2 separate regions of the Homo sapiens genome follow, and region 2 is linked to region 1. The links are chromatin loops, found by intact Hi-C in ENCODE. Cell type or tissue: thyroid gland. All regions are shown on one strand.

Region 1 (8,000 bases):
TTGTCCAATGTGCAGCCTGCAGGCCGCATGTGGCTCAGGACAGCTTTGAATGTAGCCCAACATAAATTCATAAACTTTCTTAAAACATTGTGATTTTTTTGTGTGTTTTTCTTTGTTTGTTGCTAATCATCTATTGTTAGTGTTAGTGTATTTTATGTGTGGCCCAAGACAATTCTTCTTCTTCCAGTGTGGCCCAGGGAAGCCAAAAGATTGGACACCCCTACCCTAATGGCTAAGGAAAGTTTAAATCCTGTCCCCACCTACCTCAGGTCCATGTTGCTCTCTAGCTGAGTCAGCTCATAGAGCTCACTGTGGGCTATGCCTTGGTGGTGACAGTGTCAACAATGGACAACACCAAGAGAGGTAACTTTAAGTATCACACAGATCCTGCTGTAGCCTTGGGAGCAACACTCCATCAGAAGAGAAATCAGCACTTAAGGCCCAAACTGAGCTTCTCAATGACGACCAAAAGTATTTGAATGTGCTGCCCCAGTAACACTGGCTGACCCTGGGGAGCTAGCTGCCTTGATTCATTAATAGCTGTTCCTGAGTCTTGCCAGTTAATTCAAGACACTCTCCAGAGACATGCTCCATCACTCTTTATTTGGCTTCAAGGATTTTTTTTCTTTTTTTTTTTTTTTTTGAGATGGGAGTTTCACTTTGTTGCCCTGGCTGGAGTGCAATGGCGCGATCTCGGCTCACTGCAACCTCCGCCTTCTGAGTTCAATTGATTCTTCTGCCTCAGCCTCCCAAGTAGCTGGGACTACAGGCACATGTCACCATGCCTGGCTAATTTTTGTATTTTTAGTAGGGATGGGGTTTCATCATGTTGGCCAGGGTGGTCTTGAACTCCTGACCTCAGCTGATCCACCTGCCTGGGCCTCCCAAAGTGCTGGGATTACAGGCGTGAGATACCACGCCTGGTTGGCTTCAAGGATCTTGATTGCAACCCAGAGACTTAGAATTTAAGAGGAGAGGAGAAGGGAGGAGGGAGAGAGAGAAAGCAAAGAAGGATGCCGGGATGAGGTGGTGCTCAGGGAGAGGAAACGGATGGACCTACTAAGGAGGATGGACAGACACAGAAAAACACAGGCACAAAGAAAGGCATAAGGAGAGAGGAAAACAAGGCAAAGACAAAATAGAGAGACGGAGAGAAGGAGAGGCTGAGTGAAAATGACATTTTTCAAAGCAGGGCTCATTATTCTCCTTTCAGACACGTTAGTTACAGTTCTCTAATATCACTGACGTAGCTTGCCTCATATTCTAAGGGCTGACAATGGTTATTTCCTGAAGGCCCTGCTGAGTGGAGTGGAGGCGTGGGTTAGGTCAGGAGAGGAACTGAAAGGGGAGAGGAGCTGCTTTTCAGTTTGGTGACTGATTTCCAGGAAGGGAGGCTGTTATGCAGGGAGAAAGATGGACGGCCCCTCCTCATGGAGGCAGCACACATTTAGAGCTGACTGTGAAGAAGAATTGTCTGATAAAATGTTTGAGAGAAATAATTTGAGGGTAATGGAGAGAAAATAAAGGCTTATATCCATATTATCATGCCGGCGCTCACTAATTAAGTCCTTTTTTTCAATTTCCCTCATTCTTGTTTGTGCCTCTATTTTTGGCATAGGAAAAAAAATAAAGGCTCACCATGTTTTCAGCAAAAAGAGAAAAATAAAGATGAGTGATTTCCATACTATATTATTACATCACAAAAATTTAAATTTGGTGTTATAAATTTTTTTATTTACTGAATACACTGTCAATTTGAAGAACAACTGTTTGGTTCTCTCTACTTTATCAAGTGTGAGTTTAATTAATCACAATGGAATCCTATTCAAACTATTTTCCAACCCAAGAGGCAATTGTTTCCTAGAGCAGGCTGTTTCCTTCTAACTAAGGACAGCACTAAACCGGAGAAAACATTAAAACCCTGATGCGCATCATAATGAACTCCACGCAAAGTAGTTATATTAATGTAATGGAGTCGAGATCTTAATTGCACTGGTGTTTATATTTGCAACCTCCTTTTTTAAAGCCTTTTTATTTTACTAAATGATTTGAACAACGAGGTAGGAGAGGTTACATGGCCTGCTAAATAGAGATGGGTTTCATCGCACTAAAGGAGGAAAAATGAATCTGGGAGGGAAGACTAGCTAATTTAATTTTGTAAAGTAGGTTTTATTCTCAGTTGATAATGGCTAAAATTGCTCTGTGAAAGCAATCTTTCCAGAGCCAGAAAATGTTCCCTGGACGCTTAAAACAAAGCATGTCCAAGAGCCATTTTTGTTCCTCCCTATGACAACCATTAGCTGCCACTGAAAAACCTCCAGCCTGAGTGCTGAATCCTTAAAAAGCAATTTAGGCGATGCATCCTCTGGCCTCTGATTTGAAAGAGCTGATATGTGGTAAGATAATTTCCAGCCGAATTTTAAGATAGGAGAGATTGCGCAATAGGGGTATAAGGGAAATTTCCTATAAAGTGGTCATTTAATTAAGAGTTATTGTTTGATGAATGAATGAGTGAATGAATGAATCTGTCAGGGCTTTTAGTCCAAAAATGGTGACTCTCTCCTCTCTACTCTTTTTTTCTGTCCCTGCCTATCAGACACAGACTAGAACAAAATATATTTGTTTCCTCATTAAAACTCATTAATGTAGAGACTGGACAAATATTATACGATTTTTCCATAGCTCAGCCAGGAAATCAGAGGGAGAAGATGGCAGTGTTCACTAAATCACATATGCCCTCATGAGAAACTTCTCTCAGGTCTCAGGATTTAGAGTGGTTGCTGTTTCCCAGAGAAATGAGTTATTTTGTTACATAGATACTAATAATTATATAAACTGATCTTGTACCCTCTGTTTGTGCTGCTGGGAAGCTCAAAAAAAGTTCTGCAGCCATCTCTAGTGCTGGGCTACTCAAGACAGGCAGGAGATACACTAACCCCATCCCTCACTTGATCCCACTACCTTTTTTTTTTTAATTTGATTTTCAAATCTTATTTTTTATGTGATTGTATTTGTGGGGTAAAAGTGCAATTTTGCTACATTGATACATTGAATTATGATGAAGTCAGAGCCTTCAGTGTCTGCAACACTACAGCAATGCACACTGTACCCACCAAACAACTTCCCATCATCCAGCCCCTTCCCACCTCACCCCCACTCCTCCAAGCCTCCACTGTCCATCATTCCACACTCCACGTCCATAGGTACACATTATTTAGTTCCCACAGGTAAGTGAGAACACATGGTATTTGTTTTTCTGTGTCTGACTGGTTTCACTTAAGATAATGGCCTCCAATTCTGTCCATGTTGCTGCAAAAGACAGGATTTCATTCTTTTTTATGGCTGAGCAGTATCCACTGCCACCACCTTTTTTAAAACCTCAGCTAGTTTGTTTTTTGATAGTTTGTACAATGTAGATTTTGAAACACTATCTCAGATTTTTCTCTAAGGGGAGAAAAAAAGAAGGGAAGGAAGGTAAAGAGATAAAAAGACATAGAGTTGAGTTACATTCATGGCTTTCCTGTTGAACACCAGGCACTGTGTACTAGCTGTTGGTGAGTGAATAGTCTAATGAAGGAGGCAAAGGAAATTATAAAGTACAGAGTAGTACCATGCAACTGTGAATAAAGTACCATGGGATGCCGTACAGAGGAACATCAACTCTAGCAAGGGGGATTCTATTACTACTATTACCAAGAATTTAACATTGCACTAGGTCTCAAAGGCGAGAAGGAATTTGTCTGGTAATGAAGGGAGGAAAGGGCATCTCAAGCAAAGGAAACAGTATATGCAAAAGTGCAAAGGCATGAACGGTATGTTGTTTCCAAGACACAATGAGAGGCTTGGTTTGGCAAAGTTTCGTACGCTTGGGGGTGGAGAGAGAGAGTAGAGGGCCAGAGCTTGAAGAATGAGAAGGTCAGAGTCAGATTTGAGAAGCCCAGAATGACAACATATGGAGTTCAGAGATTGATCCCAGGCAATGGGAAACCAACAGAGTTTCAAAGAAAAAACAGTTACATGGTCAACTTTACTTTTTCAAAAGAAGTATACTTGAATTGGGATGAAGAGGGACTGGAGAGGAAGACTGGTAGAGATGCTGGAGTTCAGTGAGAAATGTTGAGGAAGAGGATGAGAATAAAACAGAAATACAATAGAAATAGTCCTCCTCTGCTGGAATGGTAGGGTTCACTAACTGATTAGAGACACGACCAGGGATAATGCTGTATAACTTGGGAGATGGGGGATGTGACTGAGGCTGGTAACCAAAATCTAGACTACAAGAGGAAGAAGGCAGCAGGGACGGAGGAATGCTAAGTGTAAAGTGCCTTCAGGACACCCAGGGAGATGACAGAGAACTAAAAATATCGATCTGGAGCTTGGGCAAGGTATTAAGCCAAGGGAATTAGATTTGACATTTTCCAGCACACATATAGTACCTAAAAAGTGATAAAGAAGATCAGATCAATCAGAACATAAGTATGTACAATACAGCAGAAGAAAATATGGGGCCCTGAAATTGGGGATTATTTTTAATCAAGGGAGTTAAACTGATTCTCCTTTTCTGGAGGTTTTAAATATAAGCTAGGTTTTCACCTACCTCGGGTACTTTAGGATAGTTATTCTTTCAGGCAGAAGTATCAGCCAGGTAATCTTTCAAATGAGTTCAAGTAACTCTCCCAGGAAGGGCACTAAGCTTGTTAAAAGAGCAGCCAACTAGACTCCTTAAGTTTTGTTGAAAAAGCACCATGCCATAACATTAGCAAGAGGGCACCTCTCAGCGCTTGGGAAAGAACAGGCAATATCCCCCAGGGGACCCACGTCGTGTTTGGAAGAGGCAGCAGAGGTAGGAAACTGGGCTGTGTTCCAGTATAAAGTGGTGTCTTAAGGCTATTTAAAATACACTGGAAGCTATGTGTGTTGCTTTGAAAAAAACAGAGGAGTGTCAAGAAAAAGTGGTAAAGAATTGTGCTGATGTATAAACAAAGAAGATGGAAATTACCAGCCAGTTTTCAATATAGGTAAATGATATCAGGGACCAGGATGCTGCAGTGTTGAAAGAATTAATAACAAAGAGAGTGAGATGGAAGGGAGAAGGGCAAGGAAAAGAAATGTCCTTGCAAGGAAACAAAAGAGAAGAGCAGAGGAGAAAGCACCCAGCAGGAGCCAAAACTGCTGGTCAGAGAGTGGGGGCAGAGGCCAGAGTCACAGAAATCCCAAAGATAAAGACAGAGGGACCAGAGAATGTTGATGGAGGGGATAGCAAGGACACACAGGATTTCTTAGGGTTAAGGTAGAGAGGTTAACAGTTGAAGAGAAAATGAAGGTCGTTGCTGAATCAATACAAGTTTGCCCTGATGAACAGACTTGAAGTAAGAAGTCCTGAGCTCATATATAACCAATATCTCACAATATGACCTTATTTGGAAATAAGGGCCCTGTAGGTGTAACCAATTTAACTCTAGGATGAAACCAAATCCAACATAACTACTATCCTCATAAAAAGGAGAAATTTGGACACAAATACACACAGACATAACATAATGTGAAAACACAAGAATAACACCATGGAAAGACAGAGACACAAGGAACACTAAAGATCGAAGGTCACCACTAGAAGCTGGAAGAGGCAAGAAGTTATTCTCCTTTAAAGACTTCAGAAGGAGCATAGCCCAGTCTACACTGTGATTTTGGACTTCGTCTCCACAACCATGAAATAATAAATTTCTGTTATTTTCAGCCACCCAGGTTTTGGTACTTTGTGATCACAGCCCTGGGAAACAAACATAACAGGAAGAGAACTAGAGGGAGGTGGGAATCCACAGAGCATGCTGAAACCTGCCATCAACAGTTTCCACCACAGCAACTCTAGATCTTAAAATCCTACACACTGGCATTACTCAGGATTCTTTTGATTGCAGTTAGTAATCTGCTGACAATCTGGGGTCTGCAGGATGAGAGTGTGCGAGGTGGAAAGAACAAGAAGGCAAAATGACAAGGCAAGTCCACGGTAGGACAGAGGTTAGGTCTGCAAAGGGCAATTCTCTTTTTATTGAGATGGAGTCTCACTCTGTCCCCCAGGCTGGAGTGCAATGGCACCATCTCGGCTCACTGCAACATCCGCCTCCTGGGTTCAAGTGATTCTCCTGCCTCGGCCTCCAGAGTAGCTGGGATTACAGGCGCCTGCCACCACACCCAGCTAATTTTTGTATTTTTAGTAGAGATGAGGTTTCACCAGGTTGGCCAGGCTGGTCTTGAACTCCTGACCTCAGGTGATCCACCCACCTAGACCTCCCAAAGTGCTGGGATTACAGGCATGAGCCACCGCGCACAGCCGAGCCACTTCACCCAGACTTCAAAGGGCAATTCTCAATGAAACAGAAATTCATTCTCTTTGTCCAGCTGACAGAGAAGCAGCAACATAGGTCAAGGACGAACAAGACAAATATGGAATATGGTGCCATAAGCATTCTTTAAAAAACAAACAAACAAAACCATGGCATTCACATTATTCTGGCAGAAAAACTCAAAATAGAAACATTTATGTCATGTGTACTTACCGAGTTGCTAATAAGTCAGAGAATCAGGAAACTGAGCAACGTAAAGAAATAAACATACACAACAGAGAGATATTTGAAAACTCAATAAGGAAAAGTTTAAATTTTTACATTCTTTGAGAATGAGTTTATCCATCAGAAGGGAAGGAGGATAGGGATCTAATTTACGGAGTGCCACTTGGTGCCAGGCCCTTCATAAGCATGGAACACAGGTACCACTTGGTCCCCTCACTAACTCTGTATTACGAGGGAGGAAACTGAGACTCAGGAAAGCGAAGCATTTAAACTCTAAAATGCCTGAGTTCAAATTCATGCTGTGTTCCCCTCACCATGTGGGTTTAGGAGGATACAAATTAGAATTAAACTTCTCAGGAACCTAAAAAGTCAGCAAGAGAAATGGACTCAGATATGTTAAAAGGAGACCACGAGGGGATCATCCCAGCAATCCCAGCAGCCTGTCCCACTTGGAGCCTGGAGCCCAGCTTAAGCACTTGCTCAGCTCTCGCTCTCTTGCTGTCTCTCCCCTCTCTCTCTCTCTCTCTGTCTCTCAGGAGCTGCCAGCTCTCCACTGTGCCAGTGCACAGCTGGGGGACTTCCAGGGGGAATCTGGACTCCACTGGAGACAATTTTATCTCTGCATTGTCCCACTGCAGAGATAAAAGCCCGAAGACCCGGCTCCACTCCCTGAAGACCTCCAGCCCCGCCCCCAGCCAGGTGTATGCTCCCCCACATCCTGAAGTAGCTCATTGCAATCAGGGCCTGAATAGTAAAACAGAAATTAAATTGACACTTTGAAGCATTAATCTAAGCACAAATTAATATTCATCAACATCTGCTATTTGTTCAGGTGAATATTCAGCTTAAACAAAAAATAGCCTTTCTACCCAGAGACAGCGTGTACCAAAGAAAATGGCGTCCGCGTGCAGGCCGTCTGCGCGCAGCAGTGGGAAGAGGCGGGCTCCCTGAGGAGACAACATCCCTGACAGACCTCCCAACAAAGCCCTGCATATTTTTCAGTAAATCATGTATATTTGGTCACTGTTTTCTTTCTGACTCTCAAGACATCACCGTTCCTTCTCAAGAGGGAGGGAAAAGGAAACTGGGTGATGTTTATTCCGTCTCGGTGCTTGGCAACTGGCCTGCCCCTGTTGTCTGCCATGTGATCATCATTATCTGGGCAGGAGAAATTTCTTTGCTGGAAAATTACCAGCTAAATTTCAAAATGTGCGTGGAGAGAAGTTTGCAGGGGGACTAGATGGGATAGTGGAACCGTACGGGTAGCTCCACATGGATGGAAAATGAAGCAATTACACAGTAAAACTCTGTACTGTTAACAGCCAAGGGGGGTGTTTGATGGTGTAACACAGAGAATATCATTGAGTCAATAACATCTTTAGAGCAAGGGAGTATTTTTTTAGGTCATAACCAAGCTAGCAGTTGTTCTCT
Region 2 (8,000 bases), 120 kb after region 1:
AGTAGAAAATACACACAGGATTTTTTTAATTTAGTGTAAAAGAAAAGAAGATAACATAACTCATCAATAATTTTTATATTGATCACATGTTGAAATGGTAATAATTTAGATAGAGTTAAAATATTTTATTAAAATTAATTTCACTTGTCTCTTTTTTTTAAATGTGGCTGCTACAGAAAAATTTTAATTCCATTTGTGGCTTCCATTATATTTCTATTGCACAGTGCTACACAGAGCACATAGCACGATTAGCTATGATAGAGAAGCTCCTGGAGGTTGCCAGAACATAGGAAGTTTACCAAATGTCTCTTCCCACTCACAGGAGGTTAGCTAACTAGGTGGGTTGCTGTCATTTCTTCACAAATGTTAAATGTTACAGAAGTTCTCTCCAAGGAGCCTCAAGATGAAATTAGACACATGTTACTCCTTATATTAAAAAGCTTATCATACGAGAGAAATGAAAAATATGTCAGTGCTAATTGGGACAAAGTGAAGGAATTATGTCAAAAATTACCTCTGCAAGAGTAGCCACATGGTACTTTACTTGAGCCCACGTTTTTAAAAAGCAAGAGATTTCACATGAATTTCTATGTTTGAGGTCCCTTTTTTGGAGAAAGAAATATCTCATAATGCCAGGCTTACATTCCCCATGATCTCAGTGAGATAGAGTGACAACAGAGGCCCCTTTGAGTAGCACACACTCTCCAGTTTGCCACAGTCCCCATCATCCACACCTGGTCTCTTTCCTTTAGGTACATGACCTGTCTAGCCTTTATAAGCCCTTAGGTATGCAATTACTGTTTTAAGATTTCAAATTTGAAAAATGAGCTTTCCAGAAGCAAAGAAAATTTAAAGGTAAAAAGAATATAGCAATTTGGATATTGCATTTCCCCCCCTTTCATCAGAAGAACAGCATAATGTTAAAATGTATTACCAAGGATAACATGCCATGTCACTAAACTTGGATTTATGAGTTCTGGAAAACAATCAGAACATAATGAAATGAATTTTGAAACGGCTATTTAAATGGAACAAAATTTAATGAATCATTAAATGAAGCAATGGCCAAACATGCACAGGAAATTTATGCAAATAAATTTCATAAAACTACCAAATAACTCAACCTGATCTATGATCATTTAAACACAATTGAAACTGGCTCTTGCTTTGTCCATCCTGGTCCTTCCTTAGTGCTTCTTTCTTCACCCAGCTATGACTTATCGGTATGAGTTGGCCCCTGTGGGGCACAGAGCAAAATAAAAATGTGGGGCCTTTGTTCAAAAATGATTAAGAATGTTAAAACAGTGACAGTGAAGCATTAAACCAAGTGTGAGACCCTTCTAAAGGGTGAGGCCACTCACAGGTGGCACATCCATGAAGCCAGCCCTAACTACAGCAAGGGGGATCTAATCAATTCTGGGGGGCTAAGAAAGTCTTCCAAAAAAGGGGATGAAATTTCAAAATGAGACTTGAAACATGATTTTCTCATCTGTATAATCTAAAACTGGGCTTCGCAGCATCATGGTGGAAGAAGCACCCTTTGAGCTGTCACTTGTGCCTATTAAGCAGCACTTGGCAACCAACTGCTGAAACCTCGAGGATCCTGAAATATTGGCATGAGAGAGCCTGAGGCTTCTCTAATTTAGTCTCATGTTTAAGAATTTTGCACTTCTATTGCTATGAAGTTTCAAACTTCCTGATGACATATAAATCTTGCTATTGTGCTTAGAATTAGAATGACTATTGCTTTGATGTCATTGTGAAAATATTTAATGAAAAGTTTACACAATTATTTTAAAATACACATTTGTAAAACATTAGCCTGAATTTTTTTAGTTTATGGCTTACTTAGAAGCCTCTTTTGGTAACCAAACAGACCTAACACAAGTAGTCTACACCCTGTCTTGACCCAGCGTTCTTACCCCCTCCGCAAGTCAAACACTTTAGTTACACTATACCTGTGCTGGGTTCAGTTTTATTTTGTATGTGTATGTGTACGTCTGTCTGTGTGTGTCTGTGTGTGTGTGTATGTGTGTGTCATGTATGTATGTATGTGTGTGAATATTTGGTTTGGTTTCAGGTCTTGTTGAGCTCTCAATTCCTTCATACAGTGGAGAAAAGAAGAATAATAATGCTTATTTTCTAGGACTGTTCATTTATTTACAAATACTTAATGAGCTTGCCCTGTAGGTAAGGCTGTTCTAGGTGCTGGGGGATATAGCAATGGAAATAAAAACCGTTGCTCTCATGTATCTGACAGTTTAATTGAGACAGATGATTGATGATATAAATTAAGCAAAATACATAGTATGTTAGATGGCATTAAGTACCATGGGGAAAAAATTTAAGTAGGAAAGGGGAATACGGAAATGTAGATAACAGGAGTTGCATGTTTAAGTAGGGTGGTCAGGGAAGTTCTCAGTGAAAAGGAGACATTTGAGTAAAAGATATAAAGGAGAGAGGGGAGAAAGATGTGAGGCTCTCTGAAGAGAAATCATTCCATAGAAAAGCAAATGCAAAGCTGCAAGACAGCCATGTCACCTAGAATTGAATGACAAAGCAAGGAGGCCAGTATGGCTAGTGTGAAGCGAAGTGGAGAAGAATAGTCTGAGGTCAGGGGAGTGCCACATTGCATAGGGCCTCTAAGGTCATTGGAAGGATTTTGGTTTTACTCTGGGTATGTGGCAGCTGGTTGAGTAAAGGAGCAACATGATCCAGTTCTTATTTTAACAGGATCACTCTGAGAGCTCTGTTGAGATCAGAATGTGCTGAGTAAGAGTAAAAATGGGAAACCAGCATGGAGACTTCTGAGATAACCCAGGCAGAAGATGATGGTGGTTCACCCCAGGGTGACAGCAGTAGAAACGATGAGACATCGCCACATTCAGGATGAGACAATGTTAGAGGTGAAAATATTTGCCGTTGGCTGTGAGGAAAGAGAAGACGCAGATACTCTGAAGTCTTTGCTCTTAGCAAGTAGACGGATGAGGTTGGCATTAATTGAAAAGGAGAAGACCACAGAAGGAAGCCCAGGGCATCAGTTTGGGAATGTAAAGCTGGAGTTGTTTTTAGACAACCAAGTAGAGGTAGTATGTAGGTAGTTGGATATATGAAACTGGAATTACAAGGAGAGATCTAGGCTCTTGGAAAATATTTAGGAATTGTTAGCTTATTAATGATATTTAAAACCATGAGACAGTGAAATCACCAATGAAGTGAGTATAGCTAGAGAAGAGAAGACATCTGAGATCTGAGACCTAGGAGGCTCCAGGATTAAAAGTCAGGGAAATAGCCAGGCATGGTGGCTCACACCTATAATCCCAGCATTTCGGGAGCCTGAGGCAGGAGGGTCAGCAGGAGGGTTGCTTGAGCTAAGGAATTCCAGACCAGCCTGGGTTACATAGTGAGAGCCCATCTCTACAAAATATTAAAAAGTAGCCAGGCATGGTAATGTGTCCCTGTATTCCCAACTATTCAGGAGGCTGAGTTGGGAGAATCACTTGAGCCCAGGAGGTAGAGGCTGCAGTGAGCAAGGATCATGCCACTGTACTCCAGCCTGGGTGACAGAGTGAGATTTTGTCACACACACACACACACACACACACACACACACACACACACACAAAAGGTGGGGAGGAACATGGAGCTAACAGCCAAGGAGATGGAGAGGAACTGCCTGTGGGGTCAGAGGAAAGCCAGGCATGCACAACGTCCTTGAAGCCAAATGAAAAAAGAATTTCAAGTAGGAGAGAGCAATCAACTGTGTCAAATGCCTCAATTGGGTCAAATGAGATAAGAAGACTGAGAATGGGACTTAGCAACATTGTGGGTCATGGAAACCTTTCACGAGAGCTGTGTCAACACAGTGGTGGGCCTAGAGGCACAATTTAGGGGGTTTAATGAAGAGCCAGAAGAAAGAAATTAAAGACAGCAAGTGTAAGCATCTCTGAGAAGAGTTTTGTTTAAAAGGGGACTGAAGGTACGAACCAAATAAGATACTGTGTGTGAAAGCATTTTGGAAATTATAAAAGTACTCTGTAAATGCTGAGTATAATTGTAAGATCTGAGACCTATCGTATACTAAAAATATGGCTTTCAAAATGTCAACCAGACTCGAGAATTTCTGTGCCCAGTTAGAGCTGTAGCATCTCCAGAAAACTGTGTTCTCACTGTACCCATAGCTGTTCCAAGTAACCACTAAATCCTCAAGAAATCAGAGTTCAAAGACTCTTGACAGTGATAAGCAGTCTACTAAACTCTTCCTTCCAACCTGCCTACACAATAACCCCATAAAGTACAGGATGATGAAAAAGCCAAAGTTCTACACACAAAGGAAAGGTACAATAAGAAAAGGGTTCTTTGTTCTTTTATGGTTGCAGAGCTTTCCTTGAAAAAGTCTCAAGCTAATCAGTATATCTTGTTTGATTACAGAATCAAAATATTACAAAGTGAGAAATTTCCAGTAAGAAATGTGTCCTCACCTAGTGCCAGTAAGAATGAACACCACTTACGGTATCATGGGATGTTGCAATTGATCAAAATAAGCATCTGTTCTGTTCAGTTCAGAATGTCATGTTAATATTTTATTCCTGGAAATATGGACACAGGTGCACAAGGTTCCTTCAAGACAGAGTCCATAGGCTTAAAGTAGGGTGTTCCATCCCAGGTTGCTCCATCTCTAAGAGACTCAGGTCTACAGGCCACTGATAGCCAGGCTGCCCAGCTCTAAGCACTGAGCATGAGTGGGCTGTGGGGTCATATTTGGAGCAAAGCAACATGAGCTGAGCCTGAGGTGGGAAGACAGTCACCTACCCTTTCACATAGATCCATCTACCAGTTTGTTCATTAACCAGATGTGCCAGGCAATACACTCCATACCAGTGCAGCCTAACAGAAACATAACGCGAGTCATAAATGCAAGCCTTATATGTGATTTTAAATTTTGGATTTCTAGTCACCACATTCCTCAAAAGAGTAAAATGAAACAGGTAAAACTAATAATACACTTTATTTAACATAGTGTGTATGCCCTAAGACATCTCTCCAAAAAGTAGTCAATATAAAAAATGATGAATGAGAATGTAAAATTATTTTACATTTTTTTCATGCGAAGTCTTTGAAATCCAGTGTGGATTTGACACTTCCAGCACATCTCAATTCAGAGTAGCCATGTTTCAAGTGCCCAATAGCCAACTGTAGCTGGGGGTGACCCTGCTAGACAGTGCAGTTCTAGGCACGAGGATTCTACAGGAACAAACCACATGTCTTGCCTTCTAAAATTGGACAGACCCTATGGGGTAAAGAGGACTCAGAGAAGTAAGCAGGGCATTAGAATCGCACCCAAATCAAGTTCATGCCCTGCAAGAAAGTAGCCTCCAACCAAATCTGAGCTGGTGGGGGTCAGAAGGGCTGCTTCAGGAAGTGAAGACTTAGCAGAACCCCCCAAAAGTAAGTAAGAGTCTAAGGGATTGAGAGGCAGGAAAGGGGTCAGGAAAGCGATGGCTACAGAGGAGCAGTCCTGGGAATAAGGGAGAATAGGGTATGTTCTGGGAGCTTCAAGGCATTCATTTTTGCCAGACCATAGAGTTTCAACAGGTGAATAAACACAAAGCCCTCAAGGTAAAGCTTGACCAGACCATGAAGTGCTTTGTGAGCCATAATGAGAAGGCTGGGTTTCCTCCTGAGGGTGTTGGGAGTCCTGAGAGAATTCTGAGTCAGGGTTCTTGGTTGCCTGCTTTTCTAAGCCTGCCTACTGCAGCCCCAACTATTGCAGTGAGGAATGGAGCCCCATAGAGGTGAGGTGAGCTGCTTAGGGTTTCCAGCTAGCTGGTGGAAGAGCTGAGGCCAGAACTCTGAACATGGTCATGATCTCTCAAGGCCCTTCCACTGCCCGCGTGCCAGAAGCCAAGTGTGTCGGAGCAGAAAGGGAAGCATCATTGCTCCACACAACAGATGGAGGCAACACAACTGATTGCACCAGGAGGTGAGGCAAGAGGATCAGGAACTAAGCCCTGGAGAAAAAAAAAGAAGTGTGGTCATCCCAGAGGGCAAGCAGGCAGCCACGGCTCTGCTCACCTGCCTGAGCCCAGGGTAGGGGTAAAGGGAGAAGTCCCATCTCTGGTGAGAAGGGAAAGTGCAAGCAAGAGCAAGGCCCTCAGCCTGGGACCTGCTGGCTGCAACTCCAGGCCTCCTCCGGAAATGGGGATGGGTCAGCCTGCATAGAAATTCAGCAAGTGAGGCCATTTGCCTGGAATGCACTCATGTTTGTTTTAATATAAAAATATCATTTAAAATAGAGACAACTGGAAGATGCACCGCATTTATCCTGTGGCTTTCCACACTCTTCGGCACAGTGGGGTAAGACTACCCCAGTCTGAGGTGCTCAGATCGGCCGCCCTGTGAGATGATCAGAGCTTGAGCTCTTCTCAGGGTCAGAAAGATTACGTGGTTTCTCTAATGAAACCCAGAAGCAAAGGTTAGGGCCCATGTCTTCTGTCTCCTTATCCTCCAGAGGGTAAGGACCACGCCATCAACATCATCACCTGGTTGTTCCACCACTATCCCTTAACACCTTTGAGTGTGGGTCTGTTTATAACTACAGGGCTAGCCTTTTATATGCAAATATTCCCAGGAAGGGTCCAACCTTGAGATATCGTTCATTAACAGAGATTAAATAAAATCAGGAATGAGACACAGAAAAGGTTGATGACCAGGGGCCAGAATGGGAGCCCAGGAGGGCATTAAGGGGCTCTGAGGGCAGAAGGAGGCATAAAAGCCAGCTTTGCCCTCTTTACCAAGCTTTCTGGAACCATAGAGCAAACATTAACTGAGTGCTTAATGTATACAAGGCACTATGCCACATCCTGTGGGATACAAAAAGAAGCATAAGGAATGTCTCTGCCCTCTCAGTGTTTAAAATCTAGCTGGAGAGTGTATCAGTTTTCCATTGCCACTGTAACAAATTACCACAGAATTAGGGGTTAAAATCAATGCAAATTTTTAATCTTACAGTTAGGGAGGTCAGATGTCTGGCACAGATCTCAATGGGCCAAAATCAAGGTGTTGCCACGGCCGCATTCCTTCCCCACTGAGAAAGGGAGTCTCTAAAGGAGCATCCATTCAATGCCTTTTCCAGCTAGAGACTGCTCACATTCCTTGGCTTGTGACCCCTTCCTCCACCTTCACAGTCAGCATGGCTGGTGGCACCTCTCACATCACACCACTCTGACACTGACTCTTCTGCCTCCCTCCTCCACTGTGATGATACCAGGTCCACATGAATAATCCAGGATTATCTCCTCATCTCAAAGTCAGCTGATTAGCAGCCTCAATTCCATCTGCAACTTAATTCCCCTTTGACGTGTAACATAACATAGCCACAGGTTCCAGGAATTCGGAAGTGGATGTCCTTGAGGGAGGAGAGAGAGTTGGCACTATTCTGTCTACCACAGGAAGGTTGAACATTCAGATACAAAATTAACTCTAGCACAAGGTAAGAACCACGTGGTTAAGTGCAGTGGAGTTCAGGAAGGGAAAGATCACTTCCGGCTGGGATCATCCACCCGGAAAGGCTCTGCTAGACAATGGGCTGGTGGCATGCAGGAAGTACCAGGATGCCCTGTGAGAGGAGGGGCTGGAGCTCTGTGATTCCCCTGTGTCTGTCCAGCTCTAAAGCGCTATGTCCCACAGAAGCAGCACCAGCAAACGTGGCAGGCATGGAAAAGGCAGAAGTGCAACTGAGGATAACTGGAAAATCATGGATTCTCCACCAAGCTGAGTGGCTGGGGATACGTTCTGGAGGGCTCGGGATGGCAGGCCAGCAAATGGCGCTTTGTCCCCTAGGCACTGAGCAGCAATGGAAGGTTGACCCTAAAAAGGCATCAGATGATGAGGAAGGGAATCTGGAGATGGAGAGGGATGAGGCAGGAAGGGCAGTCAACACTGTCAGCCCTCTAGACAGAGCTACACAGGCAGGGGAAGAGGGTGGTGGCGAGGGGCCT

Evidence for each region. Peaks named below come from ENCODE experiments on the same cell type or tissue, not always from the same donor. Only the 100,000 strongest peaks of a DNase experiment are listed, where the experiment ranks them.
Region 2: a loop joins it to region 1, with 2.8 times the contacts of the local background. A loop is called at or near these places in 1 of 110 quality-filtered maps.

The regions. Positions count from the first base shown.
Region 1 is chr13:53,138,339-53,146,338 of GRCh38, reverse strand. The region is part of intron 4 of LINC01065 (long intergenic non-protein coding RNA 1065); the gene reads left to right. Among named protein-coding and RNA genes, the nearest start is that of LINC01065, 9.6 kb to the left of the region's middle. In thyroid gland, no CTCF peak of the experiment used is centred here; DNase peaks (open chromatin) are centred at 3,858, 4,798, 7,145 and 7,688; H3K27ac peaks cover 6,158 bases.
Region 2 is chr13:53,015,735-53,023,734 of GRCh38, reverse strand. No RefSeq gene overlaps it. Among named protein-coding and RNA genes, the nearest start is that of OLFM4, 9.1 kb to the left of the region's middle. In thyroid gland, no CTCF peak of the experiment used is centred here; DNase peaks (open chromatin) are centred at 1,577, 3,634 and 5,724; H3K27ac peaks cover 6,103 bases.